Regions from separate parts of the Homo sapiens genome. Here region 2 is linked to region 1. A link is a loop called in an ENCODE intact Hi-C map of the cell type or tissue named here. Cell type or tissue: PC-9. All regions are shown on one strand. Region 1 has its middle 8.7 kb from the start of ANKRD33B. Region 2 holds the start of MIR6131 (microRNA 6131).

What was found. Hi-C counts contacts between places; a loop is a spot of excess contacts. Peaks named below come from ENCODE experiments on the same cell type or tissue, not always from the same donor. Only the 100,000 strongest peaks of a DNase experiment are listed, where the experiment ranks them.
Region 2: it touches region 1 in a loop (2.8-fold over the local background); 15 of 110 quality-filtered maps call a loop at or near these places.

What each region holds. Positions count from the first base shown.
Region 1 is chr5:10,554,074-10,556,573 of GRCh38, forward strand. No RefSeq gene overlaps it. Among named protein-coding and RNA genes, the nearest start is that of ANKRD33B, 8.7 kb to the right of the region's middle. In PC-9, no CTCF peak of the experiment used is centred here; DNase peaks (open chromatin) are centred at 1,438 and 2,358; H3K4me3 peaks cover 684 bases; H3K27ac peaks cover 2,059 bases.
Region 2 is chr5:10,477,822-10,480,321 of GRCh38, forward strand. It overlaps MIR6131 (microRNA 6131), which reads left to right and starts at 216; the gene lies at 216-324. It also overlaps a transcript of ROPN1L not described here. In PC-9, no CTCF peak of the experiment used is centred here; a DNase peak (open chromatin) is centred at 1,490; H3K4me3 peaks cover 804 bases; H3K27ac peaks cover 1,984 bases.

The sequences.
Region 1 (2,500 bases):
GAGACACACTCATCTTCACTGGAGAGCTTGTGTATGTATATGCATGTGTATGAGTGTGTGTGTGTGTGTGTGTGTGCATGCAGGTGTGCTGGGTGGAGGGTGGGGGGCACTTGTTGTGATTTCATATTGTGCCAATAAAAGCAGATTTTACGCTGGTGAGAGTGATCTCAGTTCATGGGGTGGACGTATGTGTAATGGACGGTGGTCCCCCTGCGGCCCTCTGATTGTGCAGTGATATCTGGGAAGTCTGAGAACCGCATCAGTGTGGGGTGGACTGGATAGGACGAGAGGCTGGGGACGGTGGGAAGGTGCAAGAGGAAGAAGCAGTGGAAAGGAGCTGCCAGGTGTTGGAGACAGTGTGAGGGAAGTGAGGAAGCGGCCCCAATAGAGGGCCCAAAGCAAGGGTCCCTAGAGTGCTGGAGTGGGGAAAAGGAAGGGCATTCAGTTGTAGATATCATTAGGGCTTAGGAAAAAAAGACTTAAAAAATACACTGATGGAGTTCAGACACCTTCTTCAAAGGGTGGATGATCTGAAACTAAGGGAGAGGTGAGATTTGGTTCCATTCTTCTGACAACCTGGGGAAGGGCAAATTGGGCCCCAGAATCTGGAACTCAAAGACAGACAGTAGAGATTGAGTTGAGGTGCAGTGAAAAATCATATGTAAGAGAGAAAAAGAGGCTGGGCTCAGTGGCTCACACCTGTAATCTCAGCACTTTTGGAGGCTGAGGTGGGCGGATCACCTGAGGTCAGGAGTTCGAGACCAGTCTGGCCAACATGGTGAAACCCCGTCTCTACTAAAAATACAAAAATTAACTGGGGTAGGTGGCGGGCACCTGTAATCCCAGATACTTGAGAGGCTGAGGCAGAAGAATCGCTTGAACCTGGGAGGCGGAGGTTGCAGTGAGCTGAGATTGCGCCACTGCACTCCAGCCTGGTCAATAAGAGCAAAATTCTGTCTCAAAAACAACAACAACAACAACAAAAACCAAATAAATAAATAAATAAATAAATAAAGAGAGAGAGAGAGAGAATTCTTATATGAAGTCAAAACCGGCTGTGCTGCTCTGTCCTCTGAGGCATGCGTGTATGTGTGTCTGGTCTATTCCCCTCAACAGACTATACTTTCTGCTCCACCACCTAAACTTGAGAGTTTTATTGAGGTCCTGTTCTTTTCGGTGACATCCCACCTCTTCAGCAACACCTTCCCGCCCTTCCAGTTTGAGTGCTCGGTAGCTGCACATCCTGTGAACAGGTTGCACACACAGGAATCTCAACATTATGAATAACTGCAAGCAGGATGACACCGGGATCCTCTTCTCTCCCTCCCAATGCCTGCAGTGGATATCTGGACTACATATGTAAGTAATACATCAAACTGAGTAAATACTATTGAGGAAAATGTTTACAAGGGATGGGAGGGGAAGTCTATGCCAACAAAGAGACCAGAAGCCACAAGCCCCGAGGCATCCTGGCAGGTCTGCTGCGGGGCCTGGGAGCCGGCTGCTGACACAGGGAATGTGGGCATGAGTCACCGGTGGGGGCTTCTGAGGAGGAAAACCATGACAAAGTGTGCATATTGAGAAGTGGAGTGTGCATCTGCCGTGCTCAGTAAGCCAGTTGACTGAATAACTCCAGATTAGGAGAGAGAATAGAACTTGGGAATTTTTATCATTATAAACTTGGGGTATTTTTGGTTCTAAAAATGAAATACCAAAATGTTCTGGTGAATTGTCTGAGAGAGTCTAAACCCTATATACATATACAGCCATGGAAACAGAGGCAGTCGTACTCAAGTGCAAAAAAAAGTGTGCTAGTGAAAAGTAGTAATGGGCCAGGTGCAGTGGCTTGCACCTGTAATCCCAGCACTGTGGGAGGACACAGCAGGAGGATGGCTTGAGCCCAGGAGTTCAAAACCAGCCTGGGCAATATAGCATAGGGAGACCCTATCTCTACAAAAAATAAAAAATTAGCCGGGCATGGTGATGCATGCCTGTGGTCCCAGCTACTTGGGAGGCTGAGGTGGGAGGATTGCTTGAGTCCAGGAGTTGGAGGCTGCAGTGAGTTATGATTTGCCACTGCATCCCATTCTGGGTGATAGAGTAAGACCTTGTCTCAAAGAAAAAGAAAAAAAAAAAGAAAGAAAGAAAAGGAAGAAAATTAGTAACCATCAGCTCCAGCTCCATTGCAGTCCACGTCTTAGGAGCGTGGATTTTGTTCCCACACACTTTGTGCCAGGGTTGAGCTGAGCTTTGGCACTGCTAAGCATGTCGCTTCTGGGTTAGGTAGGTGGAGTAGGTTGCTTTAGGTTTAGGGTCACAGGAGAGCTGGGCTGGCTCAGCCATCCCTCCTTCACTTAGTCATCAGAAATGTTTCCCAGGCACTCAAGCCACGTGCTGCTTTAGCATACAACAGGGAACAGTCTCTGTCCTAGAGAATTCAGTCCTCAGCCTTGCCCCTCTGCAAGGCTATGAGCAGAACTCCAGGCTACTCTCCCTTCCT
Region 2 (2,500 bases), 76 kb before region 1:
TGGGAGGCTGAGACAGGAGAATCACTTGAGCCCGGGAGGCAGAGGTTGCAGTGAGCAAAGATCACACTACTGCACTCCAGCCTTGGTGACAGAGTGAGATTCTGTCTAAAAAAAGAAAAAAAACTATTCAAAATCCTCCAGGATAAAACTCTCTGTTGAAGGAAGCTTTAATCAGCAGCGAGCACATCAGGCACACTCGTTGCTGCCCCTTCTCATCCCGCATTCCCTCTGCTTTGGTCAGGTGGTGCCCTCCTTCCATGGGTAGAGCCAGAGATGGTGGGTTCTGGCTGGTCAGATGGGAGTGGACAGAGACCCGGGGTCCTCCCGGCTTCATGACTGCACGTGGTGGGCCCTGCACTGTGTGTCTACTGGGATGGATCAAGGTGCAACCAGAGAAACCTTGAGCCCTCTCCAGATACTTGAGTGGTAGCTGAGTTCCTGCAGCCTCTGTGAGCTCCCTTCTGAGCCTCTGGCTCCCAGTTTCCCAGTACCCTTTCTGTATTAGCTTCCTGGGGCTGCCCCGACAAAGTATCACAAACTCAGGGGCTTCCGCAACAGAGATTTATTCTCTCACAGTCCTGGAGGCTAGAAATTTTTGGACTTCTAGCTTCCCGGACTTGATTGGCAGGGCCACACTTCCTTCTAAGGCTCTGGCTGGGGGTGGGGGTCCTTCCTGCTTCTGCCAGCTTCTGGTGATGCTGACAATCCCTGGCATTCCTTGGCGTGTGGGTGCATTACTCCAATCTCTGCCTCCCTCTTCACATGGTCTTCTCTGTGCGTACGACTGTGCATCCTCTCCTCTCGTAAAGGGCAGCAGTCGTTGGATTTAGAGCTCACCCTACTGTGGTATGATCTCATCTTAATGACATCTGCAACAGCCCTGTTTCCAAATAGGGCCACATTCTGAGGTTCTGGGTGGACATGAATTTTGGGGTGGGAAACACTCTTCAAGCCAGTAAATCTTCCTCCCCAAATCTTGCTAGGTTTCCAATGCCTAAAAGAAGTGCTAATTGGAGAAAATAAGAATAGTTTTCTACTTATCTCAGGAGCGGGAAAAGATGGCAAAATGGCATGGCCAATTTTGGAAAGAATATATAGGGTGTTGTAAAGATATGTGATGATGATGAGGATGATGTTTTCACCAATATTTGCAGCCTCTTGTCCACACAGAAGGATTAGGAAGATTAATGCCTTCGAAATCAGCTATATTTTAGCACTCTGTTTTTAGTGTTTTCATGATTATCCTGGTGTCCTTGTTTTTGAGGTGGCTGCTATAATTATGGTAACGTGTGTGAGTAGGTTAGAAAGATGTTACAAGTGATTAAGCTATAAATTAGTCACTTTGGAGTGTGTAATAGTTCTTTCAAGTCCCCAGCATATAAGGGAAAGTGACACTGGTCTACAATGACTGTCTCCATGCTTCCATGCAGAAATTGAGACCTGGAGAATGTAAAGACTTGCCCAAGTTCTGTGAGTGAGTCAGTGCTAGAAAAATCTTGAGCCCAGCCCCCCAGATGTGATGACTATTCTCTTTCAAATATTTCTACAGGATTAGAATGGGCGCTCAGGCTTGGCTCAGACACCCCACATCTTTAGGTGAGTGGCTTTTAAATTGCCATTTGGTCACGCCTACTTGGCAGAGTTGCAAACACGGGCTGCAGAGTTCACACCCGCACCCTCCTCTCTGGAAGTGGAGTGAGAACAGGGTGGGCAGAGGTGGGGCTGCCACACCTGCTTCCCTGGAAACCCGAGGGAGAGCACAGGACGCCAGGCTGGGACTCGGCTGGCAGCTGCTTCGGGCGTCTCACCTTGTGACTATTTCCTGGGCACTGTGGGAGAGGAGGCCTCTTGCCTGAGCTCCTGTCCCTACTGTCTCCTCTCACTAAATGCACGGCACGGCTTTGCGGTAATAGGCTGGGACATGTCAACTCTTTTTTTTTTCTGAGACGGAGTTTCTCTTGTTGTCCAGGCTGGAGTGCAATGGCACGATCTCGGCTCACGCAACCTCTGCCTCCTGAATTCAAGCAATTTTCCTGCCTCAGCCTCCCAAGTAGCTGAGATTACAGGCATGCGCCACCACGCCTGGCTAATTTTGTCTTTTTAGCAGAGACGGGGTTTCTCCATGTTGGTCAGGATGGTCTTGAACCCCCAACCTCAGGTGATCCGCCTGCCTCGACCTCCCAAAGTGCTGGGATTACAGGCATGAGCCACTGTGCCCAGCCAACATGTCAACTCTTTAGGAGAGTTTGAAGACAAAAAATAACCCATGTCTGAGCATGGGAGGTGCTAAAAATAGGAACTTCTTAGCTTCCACAAGGGCAGATAAATGAATAAATAGGCCATAAACCAATGTAGTTATTTCAGCTGGGGGATTTTATTTTCTTTTGATTGTCCCCTGGAGCTACGAAATACACAAATATAGACTGATAGATTTTTTTCATTAATTCGAAAAGCATTTAATGGCTGTCATCTATGTGCCAGGCAATTGATGCGCAGCCAG